3 separate regions of the Homo sapiens genome follow, and all the other regions are linked to region 3. The links are chromatin loops, found by intact Hi-C in ENCODE. Cell type or tissue: mammary epithelial cell. All regions are shown on one strand.

Evidence for each region. Hi-C counts contacts between places; a loop is a spot of excess contacts. Peaks named below come from ENCODE experiments on the same cell type or tissue, not always from the same donor. Only the 100,000 strongest peaks of a DNase experiment are listed, where the experiment ranks them.
Region 1: a loop joins it to region 3, with 4 times the contacts of the local background. A loop is called at or near these places in 4 of 110 quality-filtered maps.
Region 2: a loop joins it to region 3, with 14 times the contacts of the local background. A loop is called at or near these places in 2 of 110 quality-filtered maps.

What each region holds. Positions count from the first base shown.
Region 1 is chr7:46,551,381-46,559,380 of GRCh38, forward strand. No RefSeq gene overlaps it. Among named protein-coding and RNA genes, the nearest start is that of IGFBP3, 630 kb to the left of the region's middle. In mammary epithelial cell, no CTCF peak of the experiment used is centred here; a DNase peak (open chromatin) is centred at 3,511.
Region 2 is chr7:46,347,712-46,355,711 of GRCh38, forward strand. No RefSeq gene overlaps it. Among named protein-coding and RNA genes, the nearest start is that of IGFBP3, 430 kb to the left of the region's middle. RefSeq lists a silencer at 4,680-4,974. In mammary epithelial cell, CTCF peaks have their summits at 1,055, 1,284 and 4,847 (motif pointing left); no DNase peak of the experiment used is centred here.
Region 3 is chr7:46,930,038-46,938,037 of GRCh38, forward strand. It overlaps LOC124901626 (a long non-coding RNA gene), which reads right to left and starts at 7,460. Exons shown (of 2, transcript XR_007060316.1): 1 at 7,397-7,460. In mammary epithelial cell, a CTCF peak has its summit at 3,313; DNase peaks (open chromatin) are centred at 514 and 2,944; H3K27ac peaks cover 3,097 bases.

The DNA.
Region 1 (8,000 bases), 380 kb before region 3:
ATTTATCCACAATTTTGCATTTGTTTCTGTAATTAACATTCTATTATGAATATTTTTCATGTTACTGTACATTTTTTATTTTAATGACTTTAGATTTGCTTTTATAGATTAATTAATTTAAATTGTTTGTAAGATTATATAGGTCCCATTTTCATTTTAATTTATTCTATAATAGCCATCTTTGGGAATATCACATCATTACTATTTAGGGTTATGTATTAAGATCTATTTTGAGAAACACAATGAGCAAAATATGTAAGTATTTAGATAACACTGATGCATACTGACAAATTAAATTTCAGAAGTAGTACTAATTAAAACTCCTTATGGTCCTACCATATTTTCCCAGACCCGTGGCCATGACTGTAATAACTATAATAACTCCACTCTCACCTGGCATCAGTGAGTCAGAATGAGGTGATGTAAAGTGAGGTAGTCCCCCTTCCCTTACTGTGAGCAGGAGCCAATGACTAGCTGAGTCCCAGTTCCCACCAGATTGAACAAGGTGGACATGGTGGTGGGAGGTAGACTCACCTGGCAGTCCAGTTTTCTAGTTCCTTTCCCTGAGTGTCAGCAAAGGCCAGGACAGAGTGAATCTCACACCCCTACTCAAAGGAACAGAGACAGTGTGGGTCACTCCTACAGTTCCGCTAGGAAAGTATCAGCAGAGCCAGGGTGAACCTGAGCATTCATCCCACACATATGCATTGAGGGGCCCACTGTGTTGAGATGGCATTGGCAGGGCCCAAAAGGAAACTGAACATATATGTACCCAGCCCTCATGCCACATCTCATCATGCAGATTGCCCAATAAAAGAGAAAGAATAAATAGGATCTGTTGTTTCAAAATTAGAAGAAAAAGAAGCAGCCAAATGTCAGGATATAATTAAAAGTTACTTGTCATTTGAAGAACCAGGGACATCACAATATAAATGAGAAAAGAGACCAGCATAAAGATGAATCAGATGTTGAAATTATCTGAAAGGATCTTAAAGTGGCCAAAATAAAAATATTTTAACAAGCAATTATGAGTTCTTATGGAACAAATAAAAAATAGAAATCTCAACAAAGAAATAGGTCATAAAAAACAAGTGCCATTTTAGAACCGAAAAATAAAATCACAGAAATTAAAAAACAAACTCCCAGAATGAGCTCAATAATAGACTGGAGATGACGGAGGATAGAGTCGGTGAACTAGAGGACAGATAGTTAAAATTACCTAATCTGAATGACAAAGAGAAAATACACTGAGGAAAGAAACCAAAGTTTCAGGGACCTGTAGGACAATTTTTTTTAAATGCTAAAGTTTATTTGATGAGCATTTCAGAAGAATAGTAAAAGACAGTGAGACTACAAGGCATTCAAAGAAATAATGGCTGAAAACTTCCCACACCTGGCGAGAGACTCAGGGTGAGAAAACCTCTATCAAGATAAACCAAAATAAAACATGCAAGAAAGACACATCATAACTAAATGTCTGAGAACTGAAGACAAATTAAAAACCCATGCAAGCGTCCATAGACAAATGATGCATTACTTGAAAACATCAGAGAGGAAAAAACACACGTATAGGTTAGAATGTGTAAAATAGGGTGAATATAATAGACTCTCCTAATTCTCATAAGTTTCTCAAATCGTACTTGATGATTGAAGCAAAAATTATAATACCACCTGATGTGATGCTTAATGTAGGTAGAGGAAATATTTAAGACAATTATGTTATAAAGGAGATGAAGGACCTAAAGGGAAGGAAGATTTCTTCACTCAAGGTCATAAAAATTTGAAACCATTAGACTGTGATAAGTTATGTATGTTGTATAGAGAACTCTTGACATAACTGACTCCATCTTAGAAAAAGACTCCACCTTACATTTCACAAGGCATCATGCCAACAGGACCAGATGTTTACCTAATCCATAGAGATTGCACCCAACCAGAGGTGGACATAGCCAGAGGACTGCCATTCTTCACCAGAGGGCTCTGTGGCCATCAAAAGAGCAGGACTTCACCAGCTTGAGACGGCCATGTTAAGACACTGTCCTGCTGTCACTCATGATCAGCACCTAGCATCTGCCACTGAAGGTGCTGCCCCAAACAAAGACTCTTCCTGCAAGACGTTAACATCCATTGGATCAGCTGAGACACTCTCCTTGTCCATGTCACCCTCCTTAGACCGGTTTATTAACCCCATTATTATATCCCATTTTCTCTTGATTTTAAATGTTATTTTGTTTGATGTGGTATGTTTAATCTGTAGCATTTATATATTTATTAAGTATACTATTACATATGGTTTGCAATGTTGACTGATTGTGGATCACATGAGCCTGTGTGCCTGCAGCTTTAACTACCTAGTGAATGGGTAGTCCTAAGAAGAATTGCCTCCTTGTGAACTCCTTCTAGCTCGTGGCTTTTGTGACTGAAATAATACCAATAAAAATCTTACCTTAGGGAAAGATACAAATGTGCGTGGACCTGGTTATGTCTGACCTGGTGCTACTCATGACATATGTGTACGGAAATCCCTAGAACAACCACTAAGAAAACTCTTCCAAATACTATACTCATCACACACTAAGTAAATCAAATTGGAATTCTAAAATATGTACAAATAACCCAGAGGAAGTTGAGAAAAGAGGGACAGAAGAATGAGAAAGAGAAGACAAATGGGAAACAAATAATACAACAGCAGATTTATGTCCGAATGTATCAATAATTAATTTATATGTAGTTTTACATTTTACATTTAAGTTTGTGATCCATTTTGAATTAATTTTGGCATGAGGTATGAAGTCAATGTTGAGGCTTCTTTTTTTCCTTTTGCCTAGGAATATTCAGTTGGCCCATCACCATCTGCTGAAAAGATGCTTTTGCACCTATGTCAAAAACCCATTGGATGTATTTGTGTTGGACTATTTCTTAATCCTCGATTCTGTTCCACTGGAATATGTGTCTAACTCTCTGCCAATGGCATACAAAAGAAGATATAACAATCCTAAATGTGTACAAGCTCAACAAGAAGATTTACAATACATGGAATATAAATTGATGAAGATCAAAGGAAAAGGCAAATCTGAAATTATGATTGGAGATTTCAAAACTCCTCTCTCAGCAATTGATAGACTAATTGAGAGAAAAAAAAAAAAAGAGCAAAGACCAAAAAAATTCAAAAAGGTGCCCTAGCATCTTTGAGCCTCACAAAGCCCCAGATTCTAACCATGAGTTCTCTTGCTCTCACCAGAAACCCTCCACTCAGTAGGAAAGGGTCCTCAACTGTCCAGTTCCTATAAACTGGATCACCTGCAATTCATCAGGTCCTCAGCCTGTTGGGTTTCATCTCCCTGCCAGCCCACACAAGTCGATCACATTCTCCCACAGAAATGAGGTGTCACCCCCTCTCTTCTTACTACAAACCTGGCCTCCTGTGGTCCCTGGTTGTTCCCTCTCTCACAGAGCACAACCCCTGTGGCCCTGTGTGGTATGTGGTACTCTCTCTTTATGCAGGCAGCACATGTGACTCATGAGCCATGCTTCTCACTTGTCTGGTGCTGAGTGTGCTGTGTTTGGCCATCTCATGCTGTTTAGAGAGAGGTGTCTCTTTTTCACCCATGGGGTGAATAGGAGGTGATGAGAAAAGATATAGGTGCCTTGAACAACATTATCAATGAACTTGACCTAATTAAGATTTCTATTTCTAATTTCTATTATCTAATTGTTGCATTCAGCAACAGCAGGGTATACATGGTTTTCAAATGTTTGCAAACATTTACTAAAATAGACAATATTCTAGTCTTTGAGACGAGTCACAATAAATATAACAAGATTCAAATAATACAGAGATATTTGCTGATCACAGCAGAATTAATAAGAAATAATAGAATGATATCTGGAGAATCCTCAAATAATTAGAAATTAAATAATGTTGGCCAAAGAAGCAAATCACTATCAAAAGAATAGATTCTTTAATGAATAATAATTTTAAAAAGACCGGGGTATACATCTTACAGTTTTTAAAAGAAATGTATAGCTTTAAACAGTTATGTTAGAAAAGAAAAACAATATAAAATTAGTAGTCTACTCTTTTTGTTTGTTTGTTTGTTTGCTTGTTTTTTGTTTTTTGTGTTTTTTTTTGAGATGGAGTCTCACTCTGTCACCCAGGCTGGAGTGCAATCGCGCAATCTCGGCTCACTGTAACCTCTGCCTCCCGGGTTCAAGCAATTCTCCTGCCTCAGCCTCTTGAGTGGCTGGAATTATAGGCGCGTGCCACCATGACTGGCTAATTTTTGTATTTTTTTTTTTAGTAGAGATGGGGTTTCACCATGTTGGTCAGTCTGGTCTTGAACATCTGACCTCGTGATCCGCCCGCTTCAGCCTCCCAAAGTGCTGGGATTACAGGCGTGGGCCACCGTGCTCTACAGTTGTCTAAGTTTTTAACTTAATATTACAAAGAACAAATACCCCCAAATTAAGTAGAAGGAAAAAATAATATAAAAACAGAAAGCAATTCATAGAAATTATGTTTTTCTATTATTTATTTCTCTATTTTATCTGTCTCTATTTTCGATTTCTCTCTTAAGGAAAAGAGGAAAAATAATACAATTAGAAAAATAAATAGAGTTGAAAGATGTTTCACAGAAAATAACAATAAAATTTACATTCTGATAGAATGATGGAGACTTAAGAGACACAAATCACACTATTAAGATGGAAAAAGGAGATATAATTATAAATTCTACTGACTTTAAAATAAGGTAATATTATACACAACTTTACGTCAACAAATTCAATAACTTAAGTGAAATGAACAAATTATTTGAAAGACACAAATTACCAAAACTGATTCAAGAAGAAGTAGTTAAATCTGAATAGACTTAGATACATTAAAGAAATTGAGTACCTGGCCAAACACTTTTCCACCAATAATTAAACACTCCAGGGACACATGGCCCCTCTGATGAATTTTATCCAATATTTAAGCAAAAAATGACACCACTGCCACTCAAAACTCTTATGAAATAGAGGAGTGAACACTTTGCAACCTATTTTATGAGGGCCTTATTAATCTGATATTAAAAACCGTACAGAACTCAATAATTAAAAAATATGGAACTATATTCTCTTATAGTTTAACACAGAAATAGCTTTTAAAAATTAACTAGTAGAATCAGGAATCCATAAAAGGAATAACACACCGTAACTAAATGGGGTCAGTTCAGAAATGCAAGTGTGCTTTTTTAAAATAACATTTTATTTCAAAATAATTACAGAATTTTTCCTATGGGAAGTAGCAAGGATAGTGTGGGGAGGACCCGTGCCCCCTTCACCCGGTTTTCTTGTTGGCTACATTTTACATAACTACAGTGCAACATCAAAACCAGGAAATTGGCACTTGCTACAATGTGTGGGTATAATTCTTATTATATTATCTTTAATGAAAGTTTTGGCTCAAAACTTACAAATCAGTAGTAGGGTAAGAGAAACTATTCTCTCTCTGAATTCTGTTATGCAATAACATGCATAAAAATATTAAAATGAAGATTAGAAAGTGTCACATGCTCGGAAATTAAAGCAACTATCATACAAGACATTTTGTATTATATCTATTAATAGCATCATACTCCGATTTATATTTTAAAGGAAGAGAGTACATTTATATTTGTACTTTCTACTGCTCTGCTTACACAATAGCAAATACAATTGTCTATTGAATATGGATGTGTGTATCTCAGCCTTAACAGTTAAATTCCTGGTGCAGAATATGTCCATTCTATGTGTACATTATTTATAGGAGTGGCAGTATGTTTTTATTTATTCAGACATATAAAAATTAATTTTTAAGGTAACTTCCGGCTCAACAAAAATCTGGATTATGCTAGAGACACAGATAAACATATATTTATGGGCTCTTTATGAAGTTCCCATGGGAAGCCTGAAAGTCAAAAGCAAGACCATAAAAATGAGCTCATCACTCTTAAGAAGCAGATAACTTACTCAGATAAGATAATAAATGTCCCAAGTATTCACTTTAAACTCAGATTGAACTGTGCCTGAACCCAGGGAGGCTGGATTCCCACCCCTGGATTGCCTTTCCCTTCTCGGTTCTCTTACTTCCTGGTTGGAGCCCAGGTGTCCTGTGCCAGCAGCTTTCTATCCCCAAACCACGTCCTTCACACTCTGCTGAGCCAGAAATGAACATGGACGTGCTGGGAGTCCGCACACACAGCTGGTTTCTGTTACAGTTTTATAAGGTTTCACCTGACACACCATTGGATGAGTTTTTTAAACTGCGCATGTGAAAATCTTTTAGTGTTTATAGATTAAGTGCTAAATCTTGGCAATGCCAGCTCACAGTTATTTAACAATTTCCTGAAGACGATGTGTGTACCTAAGCAGGCACACAGGCTTTTTAGTAACGAAGCCTCTGCCTGTCCTTCCAGACACATCTTGAGCAGTACTCCCACCTCCCTAGACTTTCTTAGTTACACGGTGGTCACTGCTCTGCCAAATGTATGTGCTTGAATAATCTTCACATATAAGTTAGTGAGCTACCTTTGTCTGGGCTGAAAATATTCTTCCCTTTGTTTCTGCTCAGTTGGGCTTCATAGGTCAGCTTCTTTTTATCACTCTCTCGATGAAAAGTCCAAGGCAGGCATGTCTAATTGACTGAAACTGGGTCATTTATTGTTCTCTCTGCAGGCCAGGAGAGTGAGGATGTAGTTGGTTTGTACAGGATAAATTTGACAACAGATATTGCAGATCAACTTTAGGGTACTGTTGAGGCTCTGCTGGGAGAGGAGAATTAGAGAGAGGTGAATTCATGAGACAGTTTAGGCCCAGAGCTAGGAAGACTAATGCATGTGAAAAGTGAGGAGATGTGTCTGACAGCCTCATCCAGATTCCTGGCATGTGGGATGAGGGCAGATGGAAAGACCACTCATTGAAACAGGACCAAACTTCCTTTACTCAATGTGGAGTATTTGTGAATATAGAAGAAGGAAAGGGCCATGGGACAGGTTCAGTTTTTGATGTTTCTATCCAGTGTTCAGGGGTCACTGATAAGTGAGAAAGTATGTGCCTTGGACAGGAGACCATGACAGTGATCTGGACCTGACATAGCACTGTCAATTTAGAGGAAGTAGTTGAAGCTGTGTGTGGAAGAGGCTCCACTCCGGTGGTATTGCTACAAATGCAAAGGCTGAATACCATGGGTCATGCTCTTTCTTTGACCTTCTAAAGAGTCTGGTGCAAGCCATATGTTGCCCTGTGCATCTTTGATTGTTATCTTTAGTCCACTGAGAATGTCCACTAACAATTAGGTAGGACTTATTACAGGCCATGCACTGTCCCAAGCATGTGTTTTCACTCATTTGATGTACACAGCACCTTAAGAGGTAGGCAATTTTTATGATGCCTATTTTACAACAGAGAAAGCTGAGGTGCAGAGAGATAAAACCCAACATTATAGAAAAAGTAAGTGTTAGATCCAGGGCTTCAACGTGAGACTCTTTTGCCCTGAAATCCCTGTGTCTCACCACACAAATATGCCTCTTTCAGAATTACATCATTTGTCACTCTGCCCTGTCACAAGACAATTAATGAAGTGTGTGTGTTGGCGGGGGGGGAGTGGGTGGGGAGTGGTCATCTTTTGAGGGATTGCAGGGTTCATAAAGAGAAGCTATACTTTTTCCTGGTTACTGTCTCCAAAGCCAAGCAAGAGTGATCAAGACAGCTTCATAATGTTTGGAGGAACCTACAAGAAGGAAAACCTGATAGTGTTTAATGCATATTACAGTAGATGCCATACTTAATTATAAATTTCTGAGTTTACTTCCCCATAGTTCTGTAAGCTTTTGAAGGCAAGACTTAACGTTAACCACCAAACCCCTAAATGGTAGTGTTTTTGTTAGAAACAGGCTGCCTCTAACCCTTCCAGCTCTTGAGGAGAAACGGGAGGAGAAAGATGACATTTGATCGTGTTCCAGGGAGAATGTCTAAGTTGT
Region 2 (8,000 bases), 580 kb before region 3:
GAAATAAATTGAGGGAATGTGACTAAATGTTTTTAAAGCAGACTATAGAATGAGTATCTGCAGTATGATTTTTTAAAAGTAGATAAAAAGGTAGAGAAAGCTAGATCAAGAGAGAGAAAGACACAGAGGTCAAGAGAGAAGAGTACAGAATTAAGAATAGAGAAGAAGATGGAAATTGGCATAGGGATAAAAGTAGGATATGGAAAGAGATAGAGACAGGGAAGATAGAGACAGAAGTAGAGCGTGAAATAGCTGGAGCTACCCATTGTGTATGTGCAAGGGAAACCTCTAGAGGCATGTACAGGAGCCTGCTCCTAATTTTTCTCTAGGGAACAAAACTGTGGATTTAATATCAGCTGCAGACCGACAATTAGTTGTCTTTAAATTATAAAATATTTCAGATATATGCACATATAAGACATAATAAACATAATTGCTTCTCTAATTGCTAGTAAAATAAAACGTTACAAAACCATTGTCTTTCATAGCCTTCCAAGGTTGAGTCCCCTCTCTTCTTTCTAGAGGTCACCATGACCTTGAATTACGTCTTGTAACATCTTACATAAGACATTATGGTGTTGAGGGGTTTGAGGGAGTCCAGCTGTGGCTGCAGGTCCCAGGGTTTCCAGTCCACCTTACCAGTGGTAAAGTTGAGGTATATGCACACACATACACACATGCATATATATGAAACTGTAAAAATATGTTACCATCTTTGTATATTTTTACATTTGTAGAATAGTAACATTATATATATACTTTTATGACTTTTGTTTTTTCTACTCTTATTATCACTACTCCCAGGCCAACATATTCTTTGATTGTATGGTTCTTCCTCTACTTTTTATATTTTTTTCTTATATTTAAATATCTTTTCATATGGATACCTGCATTTCTAAGGCAGTCATTTTCACTGCTTACACCGGGATGAAGACCTAGCAACCTGCTTGAGCCTTCTCTGGTGGCAGCATCATGAGAACCTGTCTGGCCGCCACCGTGACTTGTAAAGTTGCCGTGACTCTCCCTGCGCACATCTCCTTATGCTCATGTTTCTTCCTAGAGTAGGTACACTCTCTTCCTAGAGGAGAGAAATGGAATTGTTGGATTGCATCACAGATACATTTTTTAATATACTCAATATTTCCAAATTTCTCTTCAGTTTGCAGAAATACACACATAGTGTTGAAATGCTCCTTGCTCTATATTTGTACCAACATTTTCTTTTGTAGAAGTTTTTTACTTCAGCTTATATTTATGAAATAGTATCAATATGAGATCTTAATTCCAATTTCTTTTTTCTTTTTTTTTGACGGAGTCTCGCTCTGTTGCCCAGGCTGGAGTGCAGCGGCGGGCTCTGGGCTCACTGCAAGCTTCGCCTCCCAGGTTCACGCCATTCTCCTGCCTCAGCCTCCCGAGTAGCTGGGACTGCAGGCACCCGCCACCACACCTGGCTAATTTTTTTGTTTTTGTATTTTTAGTAGAGATAGGGTTTCACCCTGTTAGCCAGGATGGTGTCGATCTCCTGATCTCATGATCCGCCCACCTCGGCCTCCCAAAGTGCTGGGATTACTGGCGTGAGCCACCCCGCCGGGCCCCAGTTTCTTAATTATTACCAATGTCTGTCATGTGGAAGAAATTATTATTCCATTTTCCTCTGTGTCTAGACATGTGGAAGGCTGCACTTTGTACCCCCATTTTAATCTTTTTTTGGGTGAAGGGATGAAAAAGTCACATAATTATCTTTGGCTCTCTTCTTTGAAAAGTTTACATGTGGTTTGGCACCTCCTTTGAAAGGCAGCAGCTTTCTCATGTTAACACCTTTTTACCCCGTGTAACCTCTTATTACACTGGTTCTTAACATTTCTATATCAAAAGCTGCTTTTACATAAACTGCACGAATCATGTGCTTTGTCTCTTTAATCTTTAAAGCAATTAACTACAGAATTAGATTATCTAAACTGGAATCAGCATTGCATTCCTGGGAGGAGAAGCTAACTTGGATCTTATCTTTTTAACATACTATTGGCTGAAGTGTTCTAAAATTCTATTAGGATACTTTCATTTATGCCCATAAATAATTTTGATCTGTAGTTTTTCTTTTCTACATACCTAAATTGGTGATTCATATCATATTTATCCTATAGTCTTAAGATTACTTTGGGAGTACTCCTTATTTTTATTCTCCGGGAAGTCATGCATAAGATTAAAATTTTATGTTCCTCAAATGCTTGATACAACTCACTTAATAAATGCCACTTTTGTTGTTTTCTGTGAATATCTTCAATGTTGTTTCAATTAATATAATTGTTATCTGTCCATTGAGGTTTTCTGCTACCTCCAACATGTTTTGTAGAGTGATATTTCTATTTATTTAACAATTTGTTAGCAGCTGCTACTGGCCTATTGAGATCATGGAGACCTTTTTCTCTCTGCTCCTTCCTGCTAAACCCAACTATAGAAATAATGCAGCAGACAGCCATGGGAGAAGCCTGGAGAGCAGTAAGAGGAAGGAGAACTCATGACTTATCCAGGACCCCAGAACTGGAGGAACAGCAGAGCAGCAGGGCATCTCAGCTCCTCAACCCAACATAAAAAGGCCACCTAGACTCAGCATTTCCCCACCCCCAAACCAGCAACATTTGACAGTTCAAGTAGGAACATATTTCCCTGGGCTGACCTGAGATCTCTGGCACCTCCAGCAAGGGGGATCAAAATGGACTCTTGACAATAGCAAGCAGCCAGGGCACCCACTCTCCTCTACTGGCTCCAAGACTGTCTTTTGCCAGCAGGAGACACTGACACTCTCGGGGAAAACCAGCAAGAGGTACCTTGACAGAAGAGGGACCTGGCCCAGGAAGTCTCTTCCCCATCCCTGCAGGCCAGAGACTCCCCTGTTCTGTGCAAAACACAAGATCAACAGCCAGAGGGGCTTGACACAAGCAGTGTGACCAGTGATGGCTTTGTCTTAAAGAGACAGAGACACTCCCCTTTTCAGCACAGAGACTGGGGGGCTGCCGAGGACAGTTGCAAAAAGGACTCCACCCAAAACTGGAAACAGCCCATATGTCCCTCGACAAATGAATGGCTAAACAAACTGGTGCATTCAGACATAATAGAATAGCTGTCCGGGATCACTCTCTCTGTGTGCTTACAGAGCAGCACAGAAAACTTACAAGTGTTTCTTCTCATCACTTCCTCCTCCCATGCTGTTCTTGTCCAGCATTTTTTTTAACCTTCTGATGTTGTTACCCACAAAATTAGTCATTGCCAATAGTGCTGATTTTATTTATGAGCAATATATCAATAAGTTACTGAAATATTGACATATTTTTGATTTAAAATTCTGGAATATAGACAAAGATACGAAATATTGTTTAAATAATGAAGATGAATGAAAAATACAATGAGAAAGTTTATTATTTTATTAGATTCTGGAGAAGATAATAAAAGCAATTGGTAGAGATGATATTTAAAGATATATACATGAAGATTTTCCTGAATAGATGAAGCTTTCAAATTCAGGAACGTGTCTCTTTCATCAGGCTGTTTGAAAAATGTTTCTTCATAGTTTTGCAGCTGCCTAATAATGTGCTTACTGTAAAATGAAGGAGAAAGATGTACCATGCAAATGGTTCTGCTTGCTATTGCTGCATTATTTAGGGATTTAAAGATTTTGTTGTTGTTATTTGTTGTTGCTGTTGTTCTGCCGAGATGCCTTAAATCTCAGGTAGCATGGGAAATTAAACTCTGCCGCTTCGCTAGGTAATATAGGATTTGTCTTGAAATGAACATGGAATCAAAAAGCAAAGTGCTTTTTTCTTCTTCTCTTAGAACTGTTTCCAATGATGAAAATTTTGACCCATAACATTCACCTGTTCATTTTATTATCCCACAGATACATGTATTTTTGTGCTGCTATATTAAAAAAACACTGCAGCCATGATGAATTCTCCCCTGCCCCCACATTATTCTCTCTCTGTCTCTTACACACACACACACACACACACACACACACACACACACACACACACGATAACTTTGGTTGTCTGCATTAGTTTCTCCTTATGTCAAACACCATTTATCCATTTTTTCTTTCTGGAAGGCTTGACTACACTGATCATGAATTATATACTTCCTGCAACTAGTATTGTCTATGGCAAACTGATCACCAGTAATAATCACTTGGTATTCTGTATATACCACAGCACAGGGATAAAACACAGCCAAAGAATTTATTAGAAACACAAGCAAATCTGGCATTAGCTTCCTTCTAATTGATGATAATTAGACAAACTATTTTAACATAATTATTCAGGTACAGGTACAAGGCATGTTGAAACAAGTTACTTGCATTCTAAGTTTCCATATGTGGAAAGCTTTACTGGAGAGCTATATATATATATGTATGTATATATGGAGATAGAGTAAGAGAAAGAGAGAGAGAAAGAGAAAGGGGAGGGAGAGGAAATGTTTCTTGTGCAATAGTATCATAAATTGAATACTAATTTTAGATCATTTTGCATTTGCTCAATGAGCAACAACTGAGCATGCCTGGTTTGCAAATTCAAGAGTATCTCAGCAGAGATCATTTTTCATTCTTTGTCTCTAAACTGATTTAATGCTACCTAATAAGCACCTGTACTTCCCTTTAGTCAATCTTTTTGTTCATTTCTTTAATGTGGTGATGTCAAACCTGTACAAACATAAGTTACACAGTTCATTTCCCTACTAGACTTGCTCTTCTACCTTCTGTGTAAAGTCATCATTTTCAAGAATGCTAAGCATGTAAAGTTGGGGACCACCTGTACTTTTGGAGGGTCACTTTGGTAGAACAACACTGGCACCTAGTGGCACGTGTTATGAAGGGAAATACCTCCCAAAGACAGGCCATGCAGGAGTGCAAATCCCCATGGATTTACCAATTGGTCCTCAAGACTTGGGTTTGCTGGTCCATAATAACATGCATTTTAATTGCACAAGTCACAGAGCTCCGGTTCTCAAAAATAGTGTGAAGAAAAAAAAACACTGTGCTACCTTTTGAGACTACAACTACTAGTTTATAATATTTTGCAGTGTAATTGATTATAGGAAATAAACTAATGACTTAATCAATGGACAACATCATATTGCCCAATGTTTTTGAGTAGATATTATAAGAAAAGAATAAAAAATCCACAATCTTTTCAAGTCCTAGAGGAATTTAGGGCCTAATCAAGGTGACTAGATGTTTATTTTTCAATTCATACATCCCAAAATATGTATGGATCCATTCCATGAGTTCTGTTTGAGGTACTGTGGGTAAAGAAATAGGGCAAGCTCCCAGTCTTCCAGGGGAGGTCAATCAACCAGTCAGTTATCTTATCTGCCCCATAGATGTAAAGGAATAAATATGGGTGAGAATTATAGAAACAAATCTTTTTTTTTTTTTTTTTTTTTTAATGGAGTCTCGCTCTGTTGCCTAGGCTGGTGTGCAATGGCGCAATCTTGGCTCACTGCAACCTCCGCCTCCCAGGTTCAGGCAATTCTCCTGCCTCAGCCTCCTGAGTAGCTGAGATTACAGGAGCCCACCTGCATGCCCGGCTAATTTTTTGTATTTTTAGTAGATACTGTGTTTCATCATGTTGGCCAGGCTGGTCTCCAACTCCTGACCTCAGGTGATCCACCCACCTCAGCCTCCCAAAGTGCTGGGGTTACAGGTGTGAGCCACTGCGCCTGGCAGGAAACAAATCTTTTACAGTGAAAGAGGAGAAGACTCTTGGCTGAGGAACACAGAAGTTTTCAGAAACCCACACTAACTCAGTTGGGTCTTGAATGGTGGGCGTAACTGGGCTATGCAGACATGAGAAGGAAGGAGGAGGAACATTTTGATGGATGATGTGCCCTAATCACGGCTTGAGTCAGGAAACCTTGGGGTGTATATAAAAAGGGTCCCAAGTAGTTTTTATAGAAACATGAGTCACAGGAAAGGGTTCAGAGGTACCATGTTGGACATGCAACTGGATGGACTGCAGGAAAGGCACTGGCTGGGTGCTTAGGGGAGGGAGAGGTGGCAGCCACCTCAGGGGTGGGCACTTGGGAATTCTTACAAGTCCTTTGACCTCTCTGTGGCCTTCACCACACTTTTTCTGGCACCCTCATCCCTCCACTCATCAGGTCATGGCTTTCTTCTGTAAGCCAAGGGCAACGTGACCACTTACTTGGAATTGTTCTGAGTAACAGCAATTTCAAACATCTGTCTTGTGATCAAATTATGTAAATAAAACTCCTGTTAAAAGAAAAAAAAATCATCCTGAGTAGAATTTTGTTTGTGTTTTGGGGTCCATGTGGCATAATAAAATTGTTTTCTAGAACGATAAATCCGGCTCCAGGAAGCAGAATGGAGTGGAGGTGAAAGACTGTCACCCAAGAACAATTGACTCCTTCAAGCCAAAGGCTCCAAGTGTCCCAAGCATTGTCATTGGACAATGGAGAATGGACCAAAGGGAGGCAGTAGGGGTTGGCTTGAAGATACACTGGACACTGAGCATTAGTGTTCATGGGGGCAGGGGACACACTGGGAACAGAAGGAAAGCCATTTCCTTCAGATAAGTGGAAAAGAGAGGAAGAGCAAACCTGAAGAGAAGGCAAACATGCTGAAGGAACGATGTCTAGCACGAGGCTCACTGTGGTGCTGTGTGTGGTGGGACAGGTACTCACTCTGTGGCTGGAATGGGGCTAAGCCTTCCCAGGAAGGCTGCTGGTGGCAAGGCGCGGCTCCAGGTATCCACACTAAAGAGAGTGTCAAATGTCGAGACAGGGTCTTGGGCCCCATGCCCCAAAGGGAGAGACACATCCCCAGCCTTCTGAGAGAGTGGCAACAGCATAGGCCCAGTTGCACGGTGAGGAAGGAGAGAAGCAGGTCCATGGCCCTGTCCTGGAGACCACTTGGGGATGTGTTGGGGAAGCCAGGACAGTGTTCCTCATGCTCCTTTTGCCGTAACCCAGGGAGACTTGCCCATGCTGTTCACCAGGGGGCTGCGAAAAGCAAGAGGCAGGCTCATTCTTGGGTGGTGGGGAAGGGTGATCATGGGAGGGGTAGAGGCAGAGCTCCGGCACTGGCTTCCAATTGCAGATGTAAGCGCTCTAGGGTGGCTCGGTGTATTATCCCACAGCAATGGGGTAAATTTCATTTTTGTGATAGCCTCCAGCACAGATAACTTACAGAGGCCACTGCAGGGAAGGCAATGCCAGAAAACACAAGAAAGGGGCAAGCGGGTGGCTTCCAGGGCAGGCGCTGCGACTGCCTCTGAGCATAGCTGTTTCCAGGGAGTGGGCCTCCTGCATCCACGAAGGTGCACCTGGCAGGACCCCTAGCAGATTTGCGTGGTCACTGGGATGGTTTGATGGGTGACGACGTTGCCCTGTTAGTGATCAGCCTACACACATGCACACATACACCACCAATGGGATTTGTCCATTTTTGACTTTTCCTTCATTCCATTATCTATCATCATGAACAATCCTTTCCTGACTTATGTTTTATGAACATCCCTCAGTCAGTTCTGTGGAGAAGGGATTGCAGTGGGATAAATATGTATCAGAAAAGCCACCTGGGAGGACAGTGTGACATTTCAAATTACGAATGAGGCAGCTCAGGGCAGGGCAGCAGCATGGGAACTGTAGATGGTAAGCATATTCAAAAGCATTTTGGAGGCAGAAAGAGTGTCTTGTAGAGATCAGGAGGCCAGGTGATTATGGGACGCATTATAGGTCTGTTGAGCTCTGCTGAGAGAGATTTGAGGCTGGGAATGGGTAACTTGCTGTTAGCACATAGGTGACTTGTGTAAGTTTCTTGGCATTATTCCACTGCTTGGATTCTGTCACAGGGAAAGCACAGTAGTGGGCCGTCATCTTCTTGCAATGGCAGCAATTGATTGCAATAGAGTGGACATATTAATGCTAGCTACAAAACTGAATTGTGTGACGGATGTATAGCCTAGTACACTGCCCTCTGTCCATCT
Region 3 (8,000 bases):
TTTCATCTTGTATTTCTTTGAAAAATCTAAATAATTTTTTTTGTGCTCTATGATTCTGTTACCTGAAGATCCTGGTTTCTGCTGGCTTTCTCGTGGTGGCTTGTTTCTTTGTGTACTTGGTGATTTTCAAATGTGAGCTTATATTTCATGTTTTTCTGGATTTTATTTGCTGGAATCCTGGAAAGCATGGGTTGAAGGAGCAAACCTTCAGAAAGTCAGAGCCAAATACAGTTTGTTTCTGCCAGTTACCCTAAGGCATTCTTACCCATGTGTGACTACATAATGTTAATTTCTAGGATTGGTATTCTCTGTGCCATGAAAGTAATGTAAATCTGAATTCCTGGGGACATGGAAAGCCTATGATTTAGAAGTTTTGAAGAGAGAGTATTATTTTTTCAATGAAAGCACAGGTTAAGACAAACAAGTGCCAGTACAGTCCAGGGCTGAGTCAATCCCAGAGCCCGCAGATGAGTCAACTCCATCTAGCAGTAATCCAGATGCTCTGCCGCACACAAGGAAGAGAGAGAGAGACATGAAGAAATCAGGCATAGACTCTAACCTTTAAGAACTCACATAAAAGTGAGGCTGATGGAAATGTACACCGCTAGTAGTGATGCAAGGATTTAAGATTCACCCTCTGTGGCAGCATAAGCAAAAGTCTACCTGTGGCTGATTAAGGAAGCAGTGAAGCAAAAATCTAAGCATGTGGTATTTGCACTGAACCTTGAAAAATGGCGACCATATTCACAGGCCCCCAGAAATGAAAAGGCATTCTAGATACAGGAAAACATCAGCAAAGCATGGACGGCGAGGCCATGTGGTGGATTTTAGAGGTAGAGCCTGAAGTAAAATGAGAGTTGCACAGGAATGTCATGAGAGCCAAGATCAGAGCAGTCTTGTGCTTTACCTGCCATCTAAGGCATGTAGATTTCACTAAGTAAATAAAAGTGAGCCAACACAAATCTACAACCAGTGAACTTTCATGTCAAATCCTCCTACATATCCATAAACAGCAACCATTCTACCCTGTTCCTCAACCTGAGCCTTAGTTGGTTTTAGATGGTACCAAAACAAGTCGTTTGATAGAGCAATATTCAGTAAACTTTTTAAAACATAAATATGATGTGAACAATTCAAATTACGTTGACATTTTTCCTGAGTTTCCATGTTTGGGGCAATCTTTAAGTAACCTACAAGTGTTTGATATCATGATACATCCAGCTTATGTTTATATTAAATCAAAATGGACAGGAGAGGAAAAAATGTTAAGGATCCCAGTGTTTGATGTACCTAATGCAAATGATTTATGTCAATGTCATAACTTTGTAAGTAGACCCTCCTATGAGCACTTTTCTACATTTCTGTGGACAGCCAGTCAGAATAGACTAAGGGGTAGCTCTATCTACTAGGAACATTCGCCCACTAATATCTTCAATAGGACGTAAAAGATAGGTAAACAGAGGCCATAGAGCAAGGCTGTGTCAATAAAGCAAAGGATTGTAAAGTTAGATTTTTAGAGATGTTAAGTGGCTGAAAGAAAAGGCTGAAACTAGTGAGGCAGTGTTTCATGGGGTAAAAACATCTACCTTTGATTCTCTCACTTCAACTAGACCCAAGCAGAAGGGAACTTATTTAAACAGCAGTTCATGGAAGAAAAGCCATCATAGGCTACATCATCAACTCAAAAATGACATACCCGTGAAAGCTCTGCCTAAACATCTAAACTCAACATAGGCAGCTTTAATGTAAATGAATAGTGGAAACCTAAGGATACGATGTTTTGTTGCACTTGCCATTGGATTACTGTGCTTGACTTTGAGTCACTGCAAACTGCCATGTGTTTAGAGGTGATCCTGGATGTTGCAGGGGTCCAAGACCCAGGAGATCCTGGATAATTTAAGTGGCAAGTAGCAGACTTCATGGAGGACATTTAGTGTAAGAAAGGAGAAAACTTAGGTCCAACATGTAGAAGTTTCAAATAGAAAAGTTTTGATGTGTCACAGCAGGAAGTAAAAAAGTATCACTTCCACTCTAGGAGGATTTCCTATCAATTTGAGCTCTTCTAGTTTAATCACAGATTTTGTAAAATAATGAGGTCTGCAAAGGAATTTAAACAGGGACTACGCAACCACTTGATGGGATATTGGGAATATCTACATCGTGCTGGACAAAAATATAAATGGTTCCTTGTGTGGCTTTGGAACCCAGATTCTCCTGCATCATCATTCTACATTGGTGCCATGAGGGCCAGACACTCTCACAACACTGCCCTTCTTGCTGAAAATATCAGTAATCTCCTTCAAACAGATAACTTGACTTCACCAGACTTTTTTCAGCACTTGGCAGCTATATAAACTTTTTATTAGTCCATTTATTGTTTATTTTGCACTGTTTTGTTTTAAGCATAAAGGGGTGAAGTACTAAAATATGTTTAGGGCCCATATCCCATTAAATCACAGATACTCAGTATGGCTGAGCAAATGTTTACTTCCCAGGGTCAGCCTAAACAAAACGAAAACAGCAGTCCCAAATATTTCCTTTGCAGAATAATCACAAAGGCTGTCTCTCCTGAAATCTTAATCCTAATCTTAAATATTTGCTGTCCTAAAATGAGGAAAGTCCTGTCAGTAATTGTATTATCTGTTCTTCTTCATGCTCATCATAAATGCCAAAGGGTAATTCTTCCTAGAAAAATCAATCTTTAGTGATAACACGCAATGTGTTTTTAATTAATGAAGCTGCTTGATGCTGGCAGACTGGAAGTATCTTATCATCACATGCTGGGGAATTCACACAGGGTCCTGTCTGTGCATGCCGATCCCTGGAGCCAAAGAAAAATCTCCTGTCATTAAATCCTCTGCTGAACTAGCCTACATACTAAATAGGCAGAGGATCACGCCAGCCATCATGCTGGATAAGTGTATCAAGATATAACGCATGCCAGAAGCTGATGAAATACTTTGGCAAGAGCAGTGACCAGTTTTGTTATAATAAGTTGTGGTTTATCTCCAGTGTGGAGGGGAGAAAACTCATTTATGATTGCTCAATATTCTTGAGCAAAATACGACTGTCATCTGAATCCAGAGTAGAAGAGAGGATTTTTGTTTCTTTGTTTCTACGTTTATTTTGTTTTTAAGAGGAAAAGCAGCTTCTCAGTTGATGGGCAGTGGGAACAACACTGGATTTGTGAAGAGGGCTCACTGTGATTGAGTCACTTCACTTTTTTCCTTGCTCCTATACTTGGTACAAGTCCCCTACCCTCTCCAAGACTCATTTCCTCCTTTCTAAAATGAGGACAAGAGCACCCACTTCAGGATGAACACACAAGTTAAAGCGTTGAAGCACATTGTAGGCTATACAGATAAAGACATTGTTATTCTTTCTAGAAATAATAATTATTTGTTTCTTACAGACTCCACTAAAGTGAGAGTTGGAACTAAACATTCTCCAACATTCCTTTTAAAAAATTATCAAATTATTAGTTTTTAATTCCAAAATTTTAGGTTTTAGTTTGTAGGCCTGATTAACAAAAGCTACTTTTATTTATTTATTTATTTTTTTCCGTGTGTAGCCAAAATTGAATGTAGGCATGAAATGCAGGGAATTTTTGGATAATGGGACAGAGAGGTATTTATTGTTTCAGAAAGCACTTCCTGAAAACATTTATAACCAAAGAGCCAATAAAATGATCGGTTCAGAGATAAGTATACTGGAAGGAAATAATGACCATTGCAACACATGGCTAAACACCCTGGAATCATTCTTCCTTGTATTATTAAGCATAATTTTTACATTAACACAGAGTCAAAATAAAAGTTCCCTGCTGTGCTTACACAATACTCTGCAGCTGAGCAATAAGAACTTCGAGTGAAGTAAGGAGCAATTAGAGCAAAAGACAACTCAAACTAATTATTTTTAATCATATAAGTATAGCTTAGATCGACTCACCTGTAAAACAGGATAATTACCTAGGTATTGGATACTCTTTAAATGTTTGTAGGATTAAATTGACATTTCAGTTATAAGCTATTATTGAGTATTGGAACCAAACAAGCATGGAATACAATAGGGATAAATCAAATAATGTAACTACAGATAAATTATAATATAATAGAAGGATAATATTATTACAATATTATAACAATTATATCTACAGATCAAGGAATTTTGTAAAGATAATTGAGACAAACCAGATGGAAAAAACTTGTAAAGATGCTAAAAAACAAACAAAAACATATTGCCCTTGCTCACTTTCTTGGGCCCAGTATAGAAAAGACTAACTTCTGTATAATTTCCACCTTAGTTTCTAGGTGAAACAGTTGAACTACTGACCTCTGTGTAATTATTTCGTAATCTGCTTCCTCTTCATGAAACGTTTAGTCCAAATCTCTGTATGACCAAGCTTTTCCCATCTTCCAAAGCCCAGATGAAAGAGGTCATCCACAGAACTCCCCTGTTCCTCTACTCCACCATATTTCTCTCTCCTGCAAAGGAGTTCTCTCTAGCATTGACCTTGCAGTGGTCTATTCCATGAGGGCCAAATCTAAAGCATAGAGTCATGCACCACACAATGGTGTTTCCATCAACAACAGGCTGTGTATTCAACAGCTGTCTCATAAGATTATAATGAAGCTGAAAAATTCCTACTGCCTAGTGATATCATAGTGCAATGCATTACCCGGGTGTTTGTGGTGATGCTGGTGTAAACAAAACTACTATGCTGCCAGTTGTTTAAAAGTATAGTGCATACAATTATGTACAGAATATATTACTTGGTAAGATAATAAGTGACTATGTTACCACTTTATGCATTTAGCATACTATATTCTTGTTGATATTTTTATTGTATTTTTATACTCATAAAAAAAGTTAACTGTAAAACAACCTCAGGCAGGTCTTAGACATTGTCATCATAGGAGATGGCAGCTCCATGCACGTTATTACTCCTGAAGACCTCCCAGTGGGACAAGCTGTGGAGATGGAAGACTGATATTGATGATCCTGACCCTGTGTAACCCTAAGCTAATTTATGTGCTTCTGTCTTAGTTTTGGACAAAAATGTTTAAAAAGTAAGAAAAATAAAAATAGATACATGCCTATAGAATAAGGACATAAAGAAAGAATATGTTTTTGTAGCAGGTATATAATGTGTTTTTATTTTAAGCTACGTGTTATTGCAAAAGAGCCAAAAAGTTTAAATAATTTAAAAGTTTATAAAGTAAAATGTTGCAGTAGGCTAAAATTACTTTGTTACTGAAGAAAGAAAAAATACTCTTTTGTAAATTCAGTGTAGCCTAAATGCACAGTGTTCATAAAATCTATCATAGTGTTGAGTAATTGACTCACTGGGCTTTCATATTCACTCACCACTCACTCACTGACTTACCCAGGGCAACTTCCAGTTCTACAAACTCCATTCATGGTAAGTTCTCCATATATATGCACCCTTTTAAAAAATATTTTATCCTCTATTTTTACTTTACTTTTTTGATGTTTAGATATCTTTAGATACAAAAGTATGGAACCATTGTGTATACTCGTCTACGGTATCAAGTTCAGTGACATGCTGCACAGGTTTGCAGCCTAGGAGAAACAGGCTATACATATAGCCTAGCTGTGTAGTAAGCTCTACCATCTGGGTTTGGGTAAGTACAGTCTATGATGTTCACACAAGACAAAATTGCCTAATAGTGCAATTTTAATTTCTTAGAATGTATCCCCATTGTTAAGCAATGCACGACTGTATTCACACTTATATTTCCTGGTATCTTCCAACAGTGCTTACTTATGTCTGGTGTGGCCCACATAAAATTGATCAAATGACAAAAGAGTGATACTCTTAAAATAAGGTAAGTGGGTGTGTCTTGCAGGGTATGGAAGAGGAAATGTCAATAATACTGACCATTCAATGTAGGAAAATTTGATTTGGGACACCGTCAAGATATTACTCTCCCTTAATAAGAGTTGGCAGACCAAACAAGAACATATGGGAGAATGATCTCCAGTACTAACTGTTATTTTGCAGTGTACTAAATAAAAACTAACTTTCTTATACAGAATAAGAGACAAATTGTATTTAGAAATTGAATTTACAATTCACAAGAAGCTGAAAGAGTAATTTACACTCTGCAAAAGGATAGAGACTTAAGAAAAGCATAGACACCCAGTTCTATGTCAGAACCCGACAGGCACAGGCTCAAAGGAGCCCCATCTGCTCTAGAACACGAACCACTTCTTACTTAAGGCTTCTCACCAACATTCTTTTGAGAAGGGAAGGAGAATGTAACAGGAAAACTGTGCTATGTTATGTATGTAATTTTCTGTGAATTAAAATGAAAAAGCTCTAGTCAAATGCAAGTAATTATTTCATTTTGTGGGTTTGATAAATCTTTATTAAAAGTTGTATTGAACCTATACCAAGTTTAAAAAAAAACTTCTTTAGATATTATCTATTTATTCTTACGTGCATTCATTTATTTAGTGTAGGATTGTTGAGTGCACACCGTTGGATGATGTCTACATGTCAGGGATACAGAAAGGAAAGAAAAACAAATGTCCCTATCCATAAAGGTGGAGGATATTAAACTAATGTTCCCATTACTCGTGTATGTTTTTGGAGGAGTAATGTTAATGAAGGAAGATAATATGGTTTGGCTGTGTCCCCACCCAAATCTCATCTTGAATTGTAGCTCCCATAATTCCCACGTGTTGTGGGAGGGACCCAGTGGGAGATAATTGAATCCTGGGGGCGGTTTCCCCCATACTGTTCCCGTGGTAGTGAATAAGTCTCACAAGATCTGATGATTTTATAAGATGTTTCCCCTTTCACTTGGTTCTCTCATTCTCCCCTGCCTGCCACCATGTAAGACATGCCTTTCACCTTCTGCCATGATTGTGAGGCCGTCCAGCCACGTGGAACTGTGTGTCCATGAAACCTCTTTTTCTTTATAAATTAACCAGTCTTTGGTATGCAGTGTGAAAATGAACTGATAGAGAAGATAACCATATTCAGCAGTGTGAAAACAAACTGATAGAGAAGATAACCATATTCAGCTACACAGTGTTAGTGGATTAACCATTAGTAGGTCATGGAAACAGGAGTTGAGGATATGATGGAGTGTGGGATAGAGAAACAGGTGTTTTGCTTGGAGATGGTCCTGCCCCCCATTCCCACTACGCTACCCACCACATTTAGAGAGCATAAGTCTTAGGTATGAAGTAGTATATTTTTGATACCAGAAGCAGCATAAAAGAGGAAACTGGAGCTTTTAACAGCCAGAAGCCATGTTACCCAAGAAATCGGAAAAACATGCTTGATGTTGTGCTCCACCCCACCATCCCCAAAATCATACCCTCTCCTTCCATCCCAGAAGCAGCAAAAAGTGTGCTTACTCACAGATGATCAGTGATTTCTTTTATGCTGTAGAAATTCACTCACATGGCCTCCTCAAACTAATTTCCTATATCCAAATAAAAAGAAAAAAATCAAGAATCAACATAAAAGTATTAAATAAGGAAAATCAACTCAACCAGTAAAACTTGGTGAAATATTTAAGTACATAATAGATTAATAAATATATTAATAGATGCATAAAATACTTCAATAGATTCAAGAGGGTATTATATTTATTCTATAATCTTTAGTAAAAAGTATCAGTATTTATAAATATAAATATAATTAGTGAAATTGAAAAGGACAAAAATAAACAAGCAAAAAACCTTCAACAAATGACCAAAATAGCCATATCAACTCCTTATAAATTGGTTAAGAAATATAAATTATGTGAAATGAGTAATAAAACAAGTAATTAAATAATAAAGCTAAATAAAGTGTCATGTGCGATGAATGTGACAGAGATTAAAACCATGTAAAAAACTTTAAGAGATAAGGAGTAGCTCCTCTTGGGACATGATCTTGGAGCCTGTAGCCACAATGTAAGCCCAGCTACACAGAGGCTGTGATGTGTAAAGAATGTGTGAAGAGATCACGTGGAGAGAGA